Regions from separate parts of the Homo sapiens genome. Here region 1 is linked to region 2. The links are chromatin loops, found by intact Hi-C in ENCODE. Cell type or tissue: ascending aorta. All regions are shown on one strand. Each heading gives the region's core, and the rest is flanking DNA. Links, peaks and the distances in the headings are about the cores only.

The links. Peaks named below come from ENCODE experiments on the same cell type or tissue, not always from the same donor. Only the 100,000 strongest peaks of a DNase experiment are listed, where the experiment ranks them.
Region 1: it touches region 2 in a loop (4-fold over the local background); 4 of 110 quality-filtered maps call a loop at or near these places.

Annotation. Positions count from the first base shown.
Region 1 is chr1:235,069,341-235,079,661 of GRCh38, reverse strand. It overlaps LINC01348 (long intergenic non-protein coding RNA 1348), which reads left to right and starts at 9,844. Exons shown (of 4, transcript NR_027454.2): 1 at 9,844-10,258. RefSeq lists an enhancer at 4,142-4,391. In ascending aorta, for the core only: no CTCF peak of the experiment used is centred there; DNase peaks (open chromatin) are centred at 3,601, 4,251, 4,701, 5,901 and 1 weaker place; H3K4me3 peaks cover 1,553 bases; H3K27ac peaks cover 5,299 bases.
Region 2 is chr1:234,529,780-234,540,100 of GRCh38, reverse strand. It overlaps LINC01354 (long intergenic non-protein coding RNA 1354), which reads left to right and starts at 8,322. Exons shown (of 3, transcript NR_038426.1): 1 at 8,322-8,573; 2 at 8,920-9,075; 3 at 9,759-10,321. RefSeq lists an enhancer at 1-34 and a silencer at 4,024-4,318. In ascending aorta, for the core only: no CTCF peak of the experiment used is centred there; DNase peaks (open chromatin) are centred at 5,960, 6,690, 8,330, 8,790 and 4 weaker places; H3K4me3 peaks cover 2,712 bases; H3K27ac peaks cover 8,000 bases.

The DNA.
Region 1 (10,321 bases), core at 1,228-9,227, 540 kb before region 2:
CAGGTGCATGCCTTCAACCCCGTGAGTAATACCGGCTTCTCATCTTCAAAGGGCCTTCCCAAGATTAACCAATTAGTCACCCCCAGGAGAGCTACAAAGCAGGTTATTATTGTCTTTATTAAGCCCATGGTGGAGGAGGGAAGTAAGTGGAGTCCCTATCCCAGGTCAGTGAGAAAACTGGCAGATGAGTGTGTGGATTTGGGCACAGGAGATGACAGCCACTCGGATTTCTCAGGGTGTTGGGGTGGGGGACGAACCAAAGGCAGGTAAAGTAGAGGCTGGAGCTTCTCACTGGTCGGGGTGGGAGAGACCACAGGGAGTATGTGGGGAAGGACTGAGAGGCTTAGGCTGATGGAAAAGGGCATCTTACTGAAACCAGAGCCAGTGGATGAAGAGACAGTTTGGCCTCAACTGACCCACAGAGGCCTCTGCCCTATGTTCTAAAGGATTCAGAAAACCGCTGATTGTGCTTGAGTCACTCTGCCTCTCTGAGACACCCAGATATTTGTGAAATGAGCCTTGGAACACTTTCCTTTTTGTATCTGTTTGAGGACTTTGATGGACTAAAAATGATCACAACACACGTCATTCAAGCACGTTTCAAATAAAAAGTGTACTATGAAAGCTTAGAAGGGAAGAGGTGGACATTGTTCTGGTTCACTCTGAGCCACAGGTGTGTCTCCTTCAGGTGCACGATGCAGAAAGTTAGAGGGTTTTAAAAGGTAAATCCAAGTCCTGGTGACAGAGTGAGAACCGATGCACCTTCTGGAAGCCAGACAGCAGAGTGAGCCTTCAGTCAGTCCTGTCTGCAGCTGCTTTTTATAAACTTGGCATAAATATGTGCTTGGGAACACCAGGACAGTGTGTCTGGAATATATTTCTACCATTAGAAAACACACACATACATCACACATAACACACATGCACATAACACACATACATACAACACACACATACACGCACACATAGCACACACAAACACAACAAACACAACATGCATGAACACACACAACACACATACACACAACACACACATACACATATGACACACATATGCACATACTCATACACACATAACACACAAGCACACACATAACATACACATACACACATAGCACACACATAACATACATACACACCACACGTAACAGACATGCACATAACGCACACCATACACACACACATAACACACAAACACAACACACACAACACATATGCACACACACAACACACACATACAACACACACAACACACATACTCATACACACATAACACATATGCACACACATAACATATAACATGCAACCATAGCACATACATAACCTACACACACATACACACAACACACACATACACATATAACACACATACACACATACTCATACACATAACACACAAGCACACACATAACATACACATACACGCATAGCACACAACACATTCCTACACACATACACACATACACATATGCACATACACATAACACACACATATACACATGCACACATGCTCAGAAACAACAGAAATCATGCATGGTACTGAGTGGCTTCACTTGTGTTTTTTCCTGTTTTGCTGCCAATTTTAGAAGGCCGTAAGTCATAGTTGTTGTTAAACTTTGTCAGTTAAAATGTAACACTAAGAACAAAGTCATCTGAGCTGCTGTAGTCAGATGGCTTTTAGAGAGAATTCATGGTGGAAGGCGCGCTTTCTCGTGCTCCGTGACAGCTGCTAAGTCGCGTGCCGTGGGTCTCGGGCATTTTCTGGTGTGTGTTACACACGGTGCCCACAGGGTAGTCCTGACTCTTCTGGGCCCTGGGCTCAGCATTTATGCCGCAGCTCCAGAGGGCCGCTTACCAGAGGAAAGGAGATGTGATGAGTCAAACTGTCCCCATGTACTCGGTGTGACCCAGGAACCAAGTGTGGTCTCCTTAGGGGTGATGTGTTACAAGTTCCCCACTTCTGTTTCTCCTAGAAATGACTGCATCCACTTTCTCATAAACCTTGACCCAGCAGAATTCAGAAATTAAGAGGCCCAAAGGGAGTGCCTGGCTTGGTTTGAGGCTGGAACAGCACAACTTCCTCACCCGGACTTGGGAGAATGGAAAAGCCAGGAATGGCAAGCAGCCTTTGTGCCTGGAGACCTCTAAGCTGTACTGTTTGGTTTGCTGTGAGACTGGAAGCCTTTCGAGGGCAGGGCTCTGTGTTTTTCCTGAGGAGTTCTAGTGCTAAGACAAGGCCAGGAACACAATGAGCCAACAGGCCTTTACAAATGCTTGTGCCTTAAAACACATGGAAGACAAGACCCCAGCAGGCCTGCTGGGAGCACAGCCTTCAGTTTGGTGAGGTGGTGGGAGGGTCCTTCCTCTTTCCAGCCCTCCTTTTCTGCCTGCTCTTCCATCTGCTCTTCTTCCTCATCTCATTACCCACTCTAGTGAAGCTTGGGGGCTTTGAGGGGAGCAGGGGGAGCCAGGGTGGGAAAAGGGAGGCTTTCTCAGTGACCAGGTCCCCACACTTTGAGGCTGGGTGTAATCTTTGTGGGGTAAAACTAGAATTTGGACCATTGCTCTGAAAACTAGAGCATTGCTTCCATCTGTGATCTGATCAGGGAATTATGGGCAGGGCTGACAGATCTGATGCCAAGCTCTGCCCTTGCTGTTCGAGCTACTTTCAGGATAAAGCACTGCTGTCTCTGTCTTTGATTCTCCATTTGTCGGAAGGGCACTCGTACCCCATCTGCTGCATGTGGGGGGACACTCCCTATGCATACCGTCCAGTGCCTCGATAGGAAGTGGAAAGGCCTATTCACTGCCCAGGTACCAGGCCCTCCAGGCCCCAGTGTTTTGTGAATTTGGAAGGGTTTGTGGCACTGGTTTTGAAGTGGGTCATGTTATGTTTCTGCTGGCATGCTCGGCGTTGCCATGTTTCTCTTTTTGGGCCTTCTTTCTTCCTTTAGAACAAGAGGGTTTTGTTGTCGTTGTTTTTGTTGTCGTTGTTGTTTTAGATGGAGTCTCGATCTGTTGCCCAGGCTGGAGAGCGGTTGCGTGGTCTCGGCTCACTGCAAACTCCGCCTCTCGGGTTCAAGTGATTCTTCTGCCTCAGCCTCCCAAGTAGCTGGGATTACAGGTGCTCGCCACTGTGCATATATATATATATATATGTATATATTTTTAGTAGAGATGGAGTTTTGCCATGTTGGCCAGGCTGGTCTCGAACTCCTGATCTCAAGTAATCCACCTGCCTCGGCCTCCCAAAGTGCTGGGATTACAGGTGTGAGCCACCATGCCTGGCTTTTTTTTTTTAATCTCTTCAATAAATACATATTTCAAAGCTACTGTGCTCACGGCACTGTGCCCAGTCTGCGTACTTTGGTGAGCAAGACAAGCCCCGTCTTCATGGAGTTTTCATTCTAGTGGGGAGTGACAGACATAGGCCAACTCACCCTGCAAATAACTTTCACTTCCAGTGATGACTCCAGCAATGAAGGAATGGTGCAGATTGCTAAGGTGTCCAGCAGGGAAGCCGACTTAGTCTGTGGGAGTGGGTAGAGGGCCCCTGGGATTGCCACCTCACCTCTCGGGGCCTTACCTGTGAAATAGGCTCACCACCATTTGCTTCATAGGGCGACCACGAGTAACGGGTAAAATAATGCACTTTGACTCATGCTGGCTACCCTCATGATTCCTTCCTAATAAAATCTCCAGTGACTAGTCTCTCATATCTACTGTTTCTCTTCTCTTTTGAATAATGTGATTTCACAATTCAACCTTGCCCGGACAAACAGGAAAACCCATTCCAAATTCCAACCTGGCTTTAGAAACATTTTCTTGGAGGGTGGTGGGAAGTGGGATGGGGGTTTGGGAAGGGATGCTCTCCCAGCTCCTTCCTTGCTGTCTCGTTGCCAACTCCAGTTCCCCGGCTTGTGAAGAGTGCGCGTGGGGGGACACGCTCTGATCCTCATACTCCGGGTGCCGCCCACCTGAGACCGCTCTGTCCTCTGGCCACAGCTTCCCAATACTCTGTCTACAGGGAAATATTTTAAAGACTCAGGAAGTGAACTCATTTAAAAAAATGTCCTCCCCCTACTTTTCCAAAACAGTGCAGCCTTCCTGGAAGAAAGCAAACAAAACAAGTGTGACTGTTTAGAAAACGATTGGAAAACCCATTCTGAACAGTATGAGTTTGCATGGCTCTCCTGGGCGGATGTGTCACCCTCGGCTGGGCTTACTCTGGCGTCTGTGTGGAGAGGAGGCAGGGCTGCCCACGCAGTCTTCTCAGAAGAGGCAGCTGATGGCTGAGTGGGGCCTGGGGACCAGTTCCCCTCAAACAACCGCGGGCACCTCACCCTTGCAGACCTCAAACACACAGACAGACACGGATGTGAGTCCACATATGTGTGTGAGGCTGCGTCCAGCTGAAATTAGTACAATGACCTAATCGCCGCCAAGGCGCGGACAACTGCTCTGCGTGTGGTGACTATTTTGGGTTTCTAGGTGTTCGCATGTGATTTGTGGCATTCGCAGTGTTGTTATTAATAACACCGTTGGCTGTGTGGAGGCTGAGGATGAAGCCTTTTCAATTCAGCCATCTGGTCAGAATGCTTCTCCTTTGATGAGGGAAAAAACCTTTGCTGTGTTTCAACTGGAACGCTGCCTCCCAATTAAGGTGACAGCAGATCGCCGAGTCGCCCTGTCTTTGCAGGAAGAGCCAGCCAGGCTCTAAATGCCACTCTGTCCGGGAGGGAGAACGCCTTTCCTATTGATTGTGGTTTGGTATGCAGTTCAGGCACTGGCTCGAAGGGACGCTGGGCCAGGAAAGCCAGCGTGCAGTGTTTACTGGGTTGGCTGCCTTGGCGCTCAGGTTTTCCATTGTCAGGCAGTGACAGTGCTGCTCAGACGCTCTCAGGAGACGTTCCCCTGCTTTCATAACAACGAAGGGCTTTTTTGTTTTCTGACTCATCTTCAGAAGATCTCCCCCACTTCGTTTGAAAGTAAATATAATTAGTAACAGGCAGACATACTGTATATAGCCAGCCCTGCCTATGCAAGAGAGTTATAATTAAACATGCATGCTGTCTGCTGTTCACTGTCTGCTAAAGGCCTTGCTGAAGTCACCTGCAGGGAGAGGGGTTTATCTTGAAGCAGCAGCCTGGGGTGAATGCTGCAGAGAGAGAGAGAGGCCTGTCCCACCTTTGAGTCGAATGTCCAGTCTGAAGCTTAGATTGAGCTGTTGACTAAAGGGGAGGTGTGTCCATCGGCCCTTGGCCTGCCTTCGCCTGGGTTCTTCTCCATTCTCCACCTTGGGCAGCCCTGGGTGACCCTGTGTGGTCAAGGTTGGGGCTGGCCCCTCTTGGAGACAGAGTGATGGTGGCCAAGTATGGTTGTCATAGTAACGAGGTGGCTGCTGCCACTGCTGTCGGCTCAGGAGGCACCTGCCTGCTTGCAGGTTACGATCTGCCCTCCCGAGGCTGGGGAGCCAAGACTACTTGCCTTTGTTCCCAGCTCCCTGCCTGCGATGCTGGCAGCAAAATCTCAGCCCCGCCCGGCAGGGCAGGAGCTCAGGTATGTTATCCCCAGGTGACCCTCGGCCCTTCTTCTTGGCTAAGGGTAGGCTGGGTGTTTGGAGGCCACTGTCCAGGCCCATAGAGAGCTCAGATTCTGCTGAAACCAGTGGCTCAGGCAGCCCCAGGAACACACACACAGCTTGTGGGAAGATTCTGGGACCACGGCACGGCCAATGGCAGGAACACACACACACCTTGTGGGTAGATTCTGGGACCACGGCACGGCCAACGGGCTTTGTGACACAGGCTTGGAGACACAGGAGAAGCTGCTGTGCCTCCTGCTCCTCCGGGGGGTGCGGCGGTGACCGGATGACTAGTTGGCACAGTCCTTCCTTGGCCTGGATCAAATGCAACAGGCGTCATCTGAGCCCCGGGCACCTTTCCCCAAGTTGCTCAAAGTGTTTTCCGAGCAAATAGTTGTTTCATAACACCCGTGAGAAGTAGGTGGGGTGACAAAGCATTCTTTGTCCCTGTCTTGCAGATGGGGGAATTGAAAAGCTTGCCGGTCCTGGTGGTGAGGCCAAGAAAGGGAGAAGGTGCTCTCCTGCCCAGGGCTCTGGGTGTGGAGCACCGGGGCCAACTCGTGCCCCGTCACCAACTCCTGTGGAAATTGGTGCAGCTCCAGCAGAGAAGGAGGCCAAAAGTGGAAGAGGCCCAGGGCTTCTCCCTTAGCACTGGAGGCCTCAGATGCAATGGCAGGAGCTCGGCCGTGGGCCCCACTGTCTGAGGTGTTGAAACTGGCCATTGGCAACTCGAGAGGTGTTGGTGCTCTCCTGCTCAGCTTGCTTGAAGTTACTGGACTCTTGGAGGGGGTCAACAGATGCTTTTTAAGCACCCTGTTCTGGCCCAGGAATTGTTCCATTCCAGTGGTAAATGAGGGGGATGTGGCCCCGCCTTTATGGTGTTCATAGGAGACATAGGAGACAGTCAATACATAAAATTAAGAAGAAATCATTTCAGAGAGTGACATGCTATAAGGACACTAAAAATGCATAATGGGACAGAGATTGGCTAGAGGGGAGGGTAGGAGAGGAGGAACAACTTTTTTATTTTATTTTATTTTATTTTATTTTATTTTATTTTATTTTATTTTATTTTATTTTATTTTATTTTTGAGATGGAGTCTCACTCTGTTGCCCAGGCTGGAGTGCAGTGGCATGATTTCGGCTCACTGCAACCTCTACCTCCCAGGTTCAGCAATTCTCCTGCCTCAGCCTCTTGAGTAGCTGGGATTATAGGCGCCCACCACCATGCCTGGCTAATGTATTTTTAGTAGAGACGGGGTTTCACCATGTTGCTCAGGCAGGTCTTGGACTCCTCACCTCAGGTGATCCACCCCCCTTGGTCTCCCAAAGTGTTAGGATTACAGGTGTGAACCACTGCTCCTGGCTATTTTATTTTTTGAGACAGGGTCTCACTCTGTCTCCTAGGCTGGAGTGCAGTGGTGTGATCATAGCTCACTGCAGCCTCAGACTCCTGGGCTCAAGTGATCCTCCTGGCTCAACTTCCTGAATAGCTGGGACTACAGGTGTGCACCACCATGCCTGGCTAATTTTTAAAAATATTTTTGTAGAGATGGGGTTTTGCTGTGTTGCCCAAGCTGGGAACTCCTGGGCTCAAAGGATCCTCCCACCTGAGCCTCCCAAAGTGCTGGGATTACAGATATGAACCACTGTGCCTGGCTGAGCAAAAATTTTAGATAGGGAATCAGAGAAGGTGTCTGCACGAGCAGCTCCGCAAAGGGCAGAAGGACCCAGACCAGAGGACCAGCATTCCAGCGGGAGGAAACAACTGCGGAAAAGCCCTGAGAGGGGAATGAGGGTGGCCTGTCCAAAGCTTGGGGGAGGACGCTGCTCTTGGATGGTAGCAAGAGAGGATGTGAGGGTGGTGAGCAGGGGTGTGGTCCTGTAGGGAGGACCTTGTGGGTTGTGGGGCCGTGTGTGATTCTGGATGCTAGGGGAGGTGATACATAATTCAGGATTTCTTGGGAAGATGGTGCCCACTGTTTTTGTTTTTGTTTTTTTAAGACAGAGTCTCACTCTGTCACCCAGGCTGGAGTGCAGTAGCACGATCTCAGCTCACGGCAACCTCCGCCTCTTGGGTTCAAGCGATTCTCCTGCCTCAGCCTCCCGAGTAGCTGGGATTACAGGCATCTGAGTCCACTGTTGAACCCACCTACTGTATCTCATTGCAGGCTCAAATAATAGCCATTAATGCAATGTAGGTTCCAATCCCAAGTCTCCAAGCAATGATTTTGGGGCAGAGGTTGTACTATACATACACCTATAGATATTTCTTGGCATCTTATTACAATGCTTTGCAATGTGGCATGGGGTTTGTTTCTCAGATTTTACACAGGAAGTTTAGTTACTGATATATAGGTTGAGCATTCCAAACCAAAAACCCGAAATCCTCCAGAAATTGAAACTTTTTGAGCATCAGCCTGATGTTCAGAGGAAATGTTCATTGGAGCATTACGGATTTTGGATTTTTGGATTTGGGATGCTCAACTGATAAGCATATTATGCAAATATTCCAAAATCCAAAAAAATGCAAACTCCAAAACACTGTGATTCCCAAGCTGTTTATTATTTTTTGAGATGGAGTCTTGCACCGTTACCCAGGCTGGAGTGCAGTGGTGTGATCTCGACTCACTGCAACCGCCATCTCCTGGGTTCAAGTGATTCTTGTGCCTCAACCACCTGAGTAGCTGGGATTACAGATATGCGCCACTACGCCCGGCTAATTTTTGTATTTTTAGTAGAGACAGGGTTTTGCCCTGTTGCCCAGGCTGGTCTTGAACTCCTGGCCCCAAGTGATCCTCCTGCCTGGGCCTCCCAAATTGCTGGGATTACAGGCATGAGCCACTGTGCCTAGCCCCCTAGGTATTTAAATGAGAAGCATATTCAACCTGTACTAGAAACATTGTGTTATGTCTTTCCATGTCCCAGAAATGGATTCAGGGACATCATTTCTATTCCTCATAGAAATGAGCCATCTTTAGGTGTCTGGGCTTGGTGACTTATGCCTGTGATCCCAGCACTTTGGAAGGTTGAGGCAGGAGGATCCCTTGAGCCCAGCCATTTGAGACCAGCCTGGGCAGCACAGTAAGACCCCATCTCTACAAAAGATAAAATTATATCACTTCTCAGCCTTTTAGCTAAGATCAAGTACAAAAAATAAAATTATTAGCCAGGTGTGGTGGTATGCACCTGCAGTCCCAGCTCCTCAGGAGGCTGAGGTGGGAGGATCACCTGAGCCCAGGAGGTTGAGGCTTCAGTGAACCGTGATTGTGCCACTGCACTCCAGCCTGGGTGACAGAGCAAGACCCTGTCTCAAGAAACAAACAAACAAACAAACAAACAAACAAAAAACTCCTTGGGTAATGACCCAGCGGTCACCCATTGTGACCAGTTTTTCCATGGGACTGAACCACTGTCATTTGTCTGGTGCTTTATAACAGCTTACAAAATACTTCTGCAGCCACTTTCTCATTTGCTTTTCCCCAGTGCTCGTAGCGTTATTGGCGATGTATAGATGCAGAAGCTAAGAGAGGTTAAGTCATTTGCCCAAAGTTACGGAGCAAGGGGAGACCTGGACCTAAGCTCCAGTCCTTGGCCTTTGCTCTCAGACTTTCCCAAGTCCCTGCTGTGGGGCCTTTGGTGGCAGCGGGCCAAGGCAGTTCCGGGCACCTGGGCTGACTGTGTGACTGTGAGTTTGGTAAGCCGAGCCTGGCAGGTGTTTGCAATTCCCTGAGCTGGCTCCTGGGAATGCATTCTGTGCCATGCAGGGCCGTGTTGCAACGTGACTAATGGATGAGAAGGTTGAGGAGGAAAGCCATTACTTCACCAATGTGAATCAAGGTCATTCGTCACCTCGGGAAGCACACGGAGCTGCGACGTTCAGGAGGGAGGCACGCTGCTCCCAAGCCAAACCACGATGCAGCCTGGCACCAGTCCCATGCAGCAGGGAGAAGGGGAGTTTCTGGAAGCGAGGATGAGCTGGGCAGCCAGGCCCAGGGCCCTGGCCGTGCATGCATCAGCCCCTCCTGAGAAAAAGAGCTCAAGGACTACATGGGGTCTTACCCACGAGTGGGGCAACGGTGCAGTTTCCAGGAGGCGTTGGCAGGAGCTGACCGGCCACTGACGCTGGCCGGGGTCCCTAGGGGACAGGGACTGGAGGGTCAGCGGCCTCTGACCATCCAGCGTCATCTGAGGAAATCAGGCCAATCGTGAGCCACCAGAGTGTCCTCACCGAGACGGCCTCTCTCCCTAGTATAACAAGCCACATTTGCTGCCTTTCTGGGAGAGTTAGAAGCAAGCCACGTGGGTGACTTCTTTTCAAAGTTCTCTGCCTCAGAGGAGGAAGCCCCATGGGTGGAGGCCAGGCCCGAGGCCATCCTGCTCTGGGCCAGAGCGTGCCTGTGTCTGATGAGCGAGGACATGCCTCGTCTGGCTGAGCCTTCCATTTCACACCGGCAGCTCGAACCCCCCATCACGGCTTCCTTTTGGGCTCCCCTCCTCAGGGGACCGAGCTTGAAATGTGCTTGCCCTTCATCCCTAAGGCCTGCGTCCCTTCCTCAGAGAGGACTAAGCCCCTCTCCCAGTCTTGATGTTCTCCGAGGCCCTTCTTATTCACAGAACCTATCTGGCTTATTTATTCGCTTGCTTGCTTCTGATGTCTTCTCTTACTGAAAGGTAAGTTATGTGGGAGATGGAATCATGCCAGCTTTGGTTCACCATTACATCCTCCACACTTTT
Region 2 (10,321 bases), core at 1,412-9,411:
GCCATCCCGGGAGAAAAATGAAATGTCAGGCAGTGTGGCCAGGATAGTTAAGTGCGGTGAGAGTTGGTGAAGGGATGGGATTAGGGTGCTTCCATGTGCAGATTAATAAATCAGAAAAAGTTGTTGCTTCCTGCTTCTAAACTGGGCAAAGCCCTCACCACTGGCTTCTCTGTGAGACCCTGTAGTTTTTTTCTTAGGGGATTTTCCAAGCACAGCCTCATCAGCTCTCTTCAGCGTGGAGGCTATTTCCCTTTTGGCCAGTACCTATTAACTTACCCTTCTCCCAGATGAATTTCACTTTCCTCAGCTGAACCTGATCTGTTCCCCCAATGCATTAAGTCCATCCAGGGTTTCAGACCCTCCTACTTTTGGGGTTTGCCTAAAACCACCCCAATTCCTCTCCATAATGCAGCCTGGGGGATAAAGATATTCTCATAAACGCTTGGATGATGGAGATGTCAAGCGTGAGATTTTCTGTTTAAAGGAGCTCTCTGTTTCTGCCAAAGCTGGCAATGTATTATGAATTCCTTTGAATGCACTTGTTTGTACCTGGTGGAGATTCCCTTGAAGTGTGGATGAGTGTTTCCTGTGTTGTTGCTTCAGAGCAAAGTGGTGTCTTTGTGTGTGTCTATTACAAACACATTAACCACACGTGTGTCCCATCTTCTCCCTTACACCACGCAGCTAGGGTGATTGAAACACGACATTTTATACTCAAAAGCAAATTACAGCAAGGAATTAGTGTGAAATTACTATCCTCCTCTCAGAGTTCCTTTTTAAAAGTCAGCAGCAGTGCTCAGGATGAAAGTTGGCCTGTCAAACAAGTCCATTCAAGCTTGCAATTCCGCTGTCATTTCCCCGACGGGCTTGTGATAAAGAGCGAGGGAAAAAAAAATCTGCCAAAAATAGTGCCACTGAGAAACCCAAACCATGGCAAACTCAAGGGCCAACACCACCCGCTGCACAGCCCTCTCGGATAGGACAGCCGCTTCACGGGCTTGTTCTGACAGAGAAGTCGTGTTCCAGGGTGTGTGACCTCAGATTTCAGCACCAGAAAGACTTGGAGAGGAAGGCCCTGGAAGAGCTGCCTCTGTGAATCCCCGAAGAAAGGGAAGGGAGAACAAAGTTTACACTGAACATCTTGACTTCCCAAACAGCATGTTGAGGCAGTCCCACGGCGGACAGGTTTTGCGGCAGGCCTGGGACTCGCCCGGGACTGCCGCAGCCTGGAGATTCATCTAGAAAGAATATAACAAGCCTCCTTCTCCCTGGTGCCCATGTTACTCCCTGTTGCTACTCTTTCCGAGCCTTCAGTTCCCTGGGTGGTACCCTCAAGTGTGAAAGAGGGAGTGCCCCTTGGAAGCTGGGGAACGATTTAGGCCCAGGAGAAAATGGAAGCAAATCCAACAACCGGTGAGCTGTTAAAGAGGCCATGCGCCTGGTAGCAAGAGCTCTGGATCAAACGGCATGTGCGTGCATCCCATTCCTGGCTCTCTTGCCAGCTCTCAGGGGAGGTGGGCAGGCCGACTTCCCAGCTCTGTGCCTCTGCTCCGAGAAGTAAGACAGGAGACCTCTCCTGCCAGTTCACTGGGAGGGTTAATGCTCCGAGAGGCGACAGGTCATGTCTGTATACAGATTCCGACTTCGCTGTTTCAGCTCATGTTTATCATGCTCCTGGGGGTGCCCTTTGACCATCCTAACCACCCTGACAGCTAGGTATCCTGAGCTCCAGTTTACAGGTGAGACCATCGAGTCTCTGAAAGGTTAACTAACCTGCCCCAGTTAACACTGCCGGGAGGTGGCTGAGCCAATAATGAAATCCAGGTCTTTGGGTTCTAAGTCCAGTGCCTGCCATAAAAGGAATTTCTCCAGCCTGTTTCAGTGGCAGTGGCTGCCATGCAAATGCAATCTGTTTTCGCCTCCAACACGTCACATCTCTGGGCAGAGATTTTGTTCCCACCTTTGTCGTCGTTCTGACGTCCCACCACGCATTTGCTGTGAGGAACAACTTGCATCATGAACCAGATTTTAAAGTTGTTGCAAATATGTATCTAGCAACCATAAAACCTGATTTGTGTTTCATTTGTAAGCATACCAAATGAAGCCACGGAAGGGGCTGTGAGGATTGCAATGTGGTACACTTTTCTGGGTAAAATGTTCTTAGAGGGGCCACAGCTAAAAGGCAGTCTATTGTTTAACAGGCCTCAATGACAACCATAATAATCAATGTAGTTATTATCATGATTGTCGTCACTGCTAGATCTTACATCTTTGTGGCACTCCGATCACTAGCTAATCAGAGCATTCACCTGGGCCTGGCTTGCCCTATTCTCACTGTCTGTCTTTTTTTTGTCACTTATCACAGACTCCTGCAAGCAGAGTAGCCCTTGGGGAGGTTTCCCCGGGGACCCTTTTCTTTGGCATCCTTAAACAGCTGTCACACTGTCCCAGTTGTTTTTCAAGAAGAAAGTCCCCAGGGTTTTACTGAGGCAGACTTGAACTTGACCTCGTCGTGTTGATTGGTTCACTTTTGCTTCCCCCTGGAAAGAGGGGTGCCAAACCCTGGGTGCCCATGGGTGGATCCTGGCAGCCTTCTACCTTACAGCTCATCACCTGTTTTTTTCTACCCAGAACATGCGTTTGGACATGTAAGGATTTCAGCGGTTCCTGCAAAGCAAACTTCTCTGGAGGAGCCCGAGAGACCTCTTCTGTACAGAATAGCCTTACACCCCATAGGGCAGTCTGTCAGCAATGCATTTGAAAGGGGAGCACATAGGTAATGCATTAGGTAGGGTGGTGTGAGGAAGGGGATCATTCAGCACCTGGTCCTGAATGTTATTTGCCAGGTACTTTTAAATAACTTCTGTTAGCTATTACTCCTAAACATTCTTAGGGAGCGGGTAGGAATTGTCCTCCTTTTGAGAATAAAGAAACCAAGAGACAAATGTCTTCAGGGACACATCCAAGGAGGAAGAAGAGGTGAGAGCCTTTAGTAGTGAGGGTTACCCTTAGCTACCGTCCTCTGTCCTCCTTGGCCCCATGGGCACCCAGGAAACACACTGCGGGGGACGAATTCTGGAGCGTGGCTTTCATCCAGGAATTGTCTAAAACATTAACTGGCTGAAAGACAGGATCTCAGTCATTCTCACACAGCAAACGCAGGCTCAGAGAAGTAAGCTATCCGCAGCAAATCACAGGATGAATTAGCGCCCAATAAGCACGGAGAAAGAAGGCTTCTTCCTCGCCATCCACTCCCCGGGCCAGCTTTGAAGAAAGATATATTTTTAAATGCAAGCCTCGTAGAGAAAATGTTCCCTAGCACGTACCCATAGCCTACTAATGGGGCAGTTGTTGGCAGCTAGTACCATCAGCCCATGCTCAGGATTGTGTTCACAATTTTTATTTCTATTCTCGGCCCCTGGTATATGATAGGGGTTGCTGTCCCTGGAGACTTAGGGGCACTGATGAAAAAGGTTTCAGTAGGTTCTTGCCTTGCTCTCAATTCAAGATTGATTTTGTTCAGACTTTGGGCCTGCAGGCCTGAGGTCATTTACTGAGTTAGTAACCATTTTTGTTTGTTTGTTTGTTTGTTTGTTTTAAATTATTATTCTTCACACAGACTCCATGTAAACTGCCCAATGCTTCCCAGAAGGCTGGCGGCCCCTGCATCGCTCTGAACTGAAGAGGAGCTGAAGTCACAGAAAGCCAGCCACTACTCGATTGCCCAAGAAGCAGTCGTCGCACTGGCCCAGCTTCACAGCGGCTCTCGAGTGCTGAGAAAACCCACTGGAAGGGCTTCCTTTCCCTACTCTGCACATGAGAATAGCCATTCCTGTGTCAGTTTTGCTTCTTTCTGGGCTCTCTGATTAGGATTTATTTCCTTAGCTAGAGAAAATAAAGGGACCTTACAAGGCCTAATTAGAGCGACTCCTCTCTGATGTATTCAAGACACCCTGCTGAATTGGACTGGCAAGTCCCTGTGTATTGTTATTATTGTTGTTTTAAAGAAGCCATTTCTGACCAGGGTGGCTGAAGGAGACGCCCTTTGTCGGCCTCTCATGGTCCTGGCCCTCGCCAAGGGAACTGTTCCTGAACTGCTGTGTTTATTTGAGTTATGTAATATAAACAGCTCCAAGGAGATGGGCTCCTCCACTTTTGTTTTTAGACTCAGCCTCCAGTTGCCCTCTGCAGAGCTTGTCGCTTGGGTGGTTTCCTCCAGCATTCTTTGCTTTGCTGCTGGAGAACAAAATAGCCCTGCCTTGACCCTTCTCGGGGACCAGCCCTTTCCTTTCAATGGCCCAGCAGTGAAAGTGAGGGGCAGCTTATGCTAACCTCCGCCAGGGCTTGAGGGCCCGTCCAAACCCAACAAAGAGGAATCGGGGATGGGTATGACTTTCCCTGTGACTTTTTCACTGATACATGTTTCCTCTAAGTCCAGAGCATCCCCAGAACATTTCAAACATAATCCCACTTTGTATACGGATTCACACCCGATTTTTCAGGAATGCATCCGATGTGTAAAACCCATGACTATAGTTAGGAAGATAAGTTCAAAAGATGTGGTAGATACCAGCCCCGCATTACTTTACTATTCACATCTGCTGAAATCACACATTTTCAAGGCATGTCCTTGCTAATTAGAGCAAGCTCATAGTTTAGCCCCCCAGTGGCTCCACGCAACAGAGAAACACTAAATCTTCTCTCTCTGAGTCTGGCTTGGCACAATGGCATCCGAGGTACAGTGGGATTATAACACATTTTTAGCAATAGGTTTCTTAAAACAACTCTCGAAGTGTTGAGTCTCTTATTCCTTTATTTACACGGTTGTCTTAAAGCAGATAACAAACAGTTTCAGAAGAGTCATTAACTCTGAAATTTCTTATTGCAGGTTCCATCTCCTTCTATAGAATTTCATTTTGCAATATTCCCTCTCGCTCTCGAATCACCCCAACACACATTATCTATCAGGGTCACCCAGCAACCCTGGGGTAAGAAAGATGTCCTTTTCATCTCTTTAGAACTGTGAGTCTGGGGGAGAGGGGATTAGAGAGGTGGGAGGCACAGAGGTTTGGAGAAGCAGGTCCCTGGAGGCCCAGACAGCAGGAATGACCTTGAATGGAGCAAGGGGGAGAATCTGCCAGCCACATTTATTTTCCCATCGGATTCCCGGAAAACTTACAAAATATCTATATTACAGCAATGAGAGGGACCCAAATAGAATTGGAGATTTTTGTATTAAGAAATACTTCAAGATCTACCAGTCGGAGCCCAGTTGGGGCCGCCAACAAAGCCACACAGCATCCTCTTGTCTCTTACAGCCTTTCAGAATCTCTGTGTATTTTTCGAGCAGCAGCAGCAGCAGCAGCTTCCAACTCTTGCACATTTGCTAATTTGCCAAGTCCCCAAAGCTGCCCTGCTGTCTCTTTCTGCATTTCCCTCTTTCAAGGTCAAACTCCAGTGCACCTCAAACTTCCAGTGTTTTTCAGTGCGGTGTGAGCCTCTGCCTGCAGGGCCCCTCCCCTGAAGGGCGGGAGTCGCCAGGGGCCAGGGTCCTTGTGAGGAGCCCAGAGGAAATCTGTGCAGGCCTTGACTTTCTCACACATATTTCAGATGTGCAGGGTTGTGATTGTAAACAGCGTCTTCAGAGCCGGCCTCCCCACCCGTGTCCTGTTCATATCACCCTAGGGGTTCCAGTAATAGGGCGTAAAAGCAAACAAAGAAAAACAGTAATCTGGTGTTCCAATTGCATTTTTTGTTTTTAGAAAATGTTAATGATAGGTTATTTGATTACCCTAGGTTTGGCCCCACGCGCTCTTGATTAAGCACATCTGGTATTTAGTAACAATATAAGTAGCAGGAGTTTTTTTGGCACTTGAAAAGCAGCTCATCCAATGTTGCCATGCAGTTTGGAAACTCGTCAGTGAGGCCAGCCAAACTTGTGGAGATACAAGACTTTTTCTGCAGGCTGGGCAGCTGGCCAGAACTGCTAAAAAATGTGAATTGGCTAAGAACTGCTGCCACGCAAACACTTCTGGAAATTTCTGTGCTTGGGCCTGCCAAATCCATTATGCACAACATGAATTACAAGAGTTTCTATCTCTCCAAGCAGTTGCTTTTTGAGCTTAATTCTCCTATACGCTTTATGAAACGCCACACACACAACCAAAAATGAGAAAAACACCCCCAAATCCACTACCATCCTTTTTTTTTTCTGTCTTTTTCCATTTGGGTTGCCAAGCTCACAGCTTTTCCTGAATTAGGAGAAATAGCCTCAAACTTTGGTTTGAATTACATTAAATCTAAATGTGGGAGGCAATTGTGCTTCCTGGAAATTCTAGAAAGGAAGGATGTTTCGCATCAAGGAGACAGCCTAATATCTAGGTAGGAAAAACAATAAAATGCAACAAAAGAGCTTGGAAGGGGAAAAACATATACGCCCTGTTCATGTCCAGCCGTTGGGATTTTGGCCTTGTGGGAAGATTTTGCTCAGACTAGAAAGAAATGCTGTGAGCGGAATGTGCCTGTCTTGTGCTTAAGACTGCGGCCCTGCTTCGAGATGCACCGAGCCCGACGTCTTGGGTTTCTATTCACATCCCTGCAGACTGTCAACCACATGGGCCATTTTGGAAGCAGGGTGTGCCAAGCAGGTCAAAGGGAGAGCACGCAGGAAAGACAGCCAGTCCTTCCAGTCCAATCCTGCTTCTTCCCATGCCTTCCCTCCCTTCCAGGGCTGAGAAAGGTTTGCATCATGTATTTTCTGAATCCAAATTGAAACTTGTCTTTTGCTGGTGATTCAGATGTGCAGGATTACTCAGACTCTGCCTAGGATTGTTTTGAAGGGCCTGCAGCTCCACTCCTATTCTCCAGAAGCACTGGGATGACATTATTCATAGGGCACACATAATAGCTAATATGAGGTAATCACATTAGCACATTCTGAGACATAAAGTACAGCTAAATCCTTCCAATTCCCACTAGGTGTAATGCTGTCTTGACACACAGCCCTTTTCATGATAACCGTAAGGTCACTTCTCCATCATCCCTCCCCGATCCCTTTATTTTCTGGAGTATCTTTTGTCTTAGATACTCCTGTCAATTTCAGCCAATCAAAATTGACGTATTCTAAGAGCTAGTGGTCCCCACTGTGCCATTCCATCAAGTTGCTACTCGAGCTTGCGTCTCAGTTTCTCTCTCTGTTAGGAGAAAGGTTGTGTTTGCAGGTGGCCATCCTCCCAGGGCATGGCAGAGCCCAGTACGGCAGAAATGTCATGGGATTTGGCATCAGGTTCTGGCTTGGACACTTGTAACTTTGTGTCCTCACTTCTAAAATGGGAACAGGAACGCCTTCCTCACAGCACAGTCATGAGGAACCAAACGTAATGATAATTATGCAACTGCTTTGCAAACAGTAAAGCAATATACGAATACGGCTTGTCATTATTATCTTGCAAGGCCTAATTGTAGAAATCTGACCACTTACGTTACTGTGAACATGATATAGAGAGTGTGGGTCAAGATAGTCAATGCCCGTGCAGAATGCAATGTGGGAATGTATTACAGCTGACACTGCCAAGTGATTGTTGATTTCTGCAGCTGATGCAGGTTGACCTCTCTCAAGAATAATTTTTAAAGTATGTCACTTGCTCCTCTCTTTCTTTCTCTGTCTGACTTTCTGTCTCTGCTTCTCTGTCTCTCTCTGCCTCTCTGTCTCTCTTTCTCTGTCTGTCTCTTTCTTTCTGTCTCTGTTTCTCTGTCTCTCTTCCCCTCTCTCTGTCTCTCTGTCTCTCTGTCTCTGCCTGTTTCTCTGTGCCTCATTGTCTCTCTCTGTCTCTGTCTCTGTGTGTGTGTGTGTGTGTGTGTGTGTGTGTGTGTGTAGGTGTGTGTGTCTTCCTCTCTCCTTTTCTCTCTCTTTTCCTTCAGGAATCAATTGGTAGAAATCACTATTCATATGCCAGTTTACTGTATTGACCTAAGAATGAAGGTGAGGTCGCCAGTGCTAATTAAATTTCCTTTCCCATAGTGAACTGTATCCCAGAACTAGAGTTCACACTAAGCAGTTAAACAGGTTTGGGCATTCGAAAAAAGAAAAAAAAAAGCTGGGGCCCCAAGAAAGCACTCTTGGCCTCATTTCTATTTGGCTCACATTGCCTGTCCTGTTCTTGGCTTAAATTTGGATCACAGGACTCATTTTCTCATTTTCCTTTTCTCATGTTCCTGGATCTTTGTTGTAGAATTGTAGGAAACACAGAGTCAGGAGAGTCAGCCAAAAAGTATTTCTCCCCTCCCTGGAAGGTCTCGGGCCCTGCTCAGACACCACATGCGCAGGGCCGACTGCATTCCCACGGCGACGGCCTCCTGGCCCGCATCATGACTGTTGTTTTCCTCGCGGTGGCCATAGCTTTTGGATTTTACATTCAGATTGGTTCAAGGGGCTTTTTCCTTTCTCTGTTTGAAGGAAGCCACCCTCTCGATCCCCAGTCAGCGTGGCGTCCTCTCAGCAACCCGCTCCTGGTCTTGCTTTGACTCCTGTGCTCCCGGGCTGCCGAGAACACGTCTGGAGCTTTTAAATCAGGGTGAGTCCCAGCCGCCGAGGAAGCACTGAACAAAAAGGCCACCGCTGGGGAGCTGCAGGGGCACAGACGGAGCCTGGGAGCGGGGCTGACCATGGGGAAGAAGGGGAGGTGGGAAAGAAGGCCCGGCCACCTCCACTGCTACAGCCACAGCGACAACAGTAGACAGTGACAGGCCCTGCCTGCCACGCACTGCAGAGTCTGTGGCTCTCCCCTGTTAAGTAAGAGCAGTCGGCGCTGACGTTCAGTGAGGTCATGAGGATACTCACAGAACTTTCTGGAATAAGGGTCAGGCTGCGAAGCATTCCCCAGACATTGTAACATCCAGCCAGTCACTCGTGGCATTTAGCTTTTAGGTTCATCTCTGTGAATAATCATCACAAATATTTACTGAGCATCCTTCATCTCCTGGAAGCCTCGTGGATTATCTTGCTGAATCCTCACCACAGCAGCCCGCTGAGGGAGGTGCTATCATCGTCCCTGTTTTTCAAGGGAGAGAATCAAGGTTTGGGCAGGTGCAGTGACCTGGGGCGGTGCGGGGGGTGGGGGCGGGGTCTATTTCTGGCAGTCCTTCTTACGCTCATCCTGACTTAATAATACTGTTTCTGCATTTACTGCAAAATGGGCTCCCCCAGGGGTTACCCACAGAGACACATTTTCTCTTTTCTCTCCTCCACTCATGAGCTCAGTTGCGTGCTACGTTATCTGCCTTGTCTTCCCAGGCGTACTTTAACTTCTGCAGAGCAGACTGAAACTATGTCCGCCAGGCCAGGGCTTTCATTGCCCCCACCCAACTCTCTCCTGTCCCTGCCCCTACCTCATCCTATCAGCTAGCCGTCAAAAGAGCAACCGGAAAATCCCACACTTTGGTTAATAAAGCTAATATTAGAAAGAATCACTAAAAGTTAAGCTTTAGGGTCGAATCCATTGATAAGTGTTTAATACACTGACCATTTCATCTGATATTTTATTTTTTTAATTTTAAAATTAATTAATTGTTTATTGTTTATTTTTTAGAGACAGGGTGTCACTCCAGAGTGGAGTGTGGTGGTGCAAACATAGCTCACTGCAGCCTCCAACTCCTGGGCTCAAACAATCTTCTTGCTTCAGCCTCCCAAGTAGCTGGGACTACAGGTACATGCCACCACACCTGACTAATTTTTTTTGTTGTTTTTTTGGTTTTTTTAGGGACAAGGTCTTGCTATGTTGCCCAAGCTGATCTTGAACTCCTGGCCTCAAGCAATCCCAATAGTTCGGTCTCCCAAATTGCTGAGATTGTGGGTACAAGCCACTGCACCTGGACTTCTTCTGACATTATAAAGCAAAGAGCATTTTCAAAAGCTGATGCTACTTGTGCATATTCCATATTTGCTGAGCGCTTACTGTGTCCCCATTAAGTGCCAGGCACAGTTTTCAGCACTGCTTTAAAGTGTCTACAAGCTTAGAAAGGGCATAGGCATCTCTTGAAATCCAGTGTTCTAGGGAAAGTTTTTCCTGTGGTTTTGCACAGAACCCACCGCTTCCTGTCCAAGGTGACAGCTTTAGCTGGGAGAGAAATTAAAAATGCCTCCTTGGAATAGCTATCTGATGTGTCTAAATATGATTGCTGATGTTAGCAATAGGACCTGCCTATTAGCAATGGTTTGGGCAACTGTATGTGTGAGGCAGGGAGAGAAAGAGGAAGAAAATACAGCTCTCACTATTGTTTCCAAATGGCAAGACTGGTTTTCCTGCTACCTACTAACCAGTGT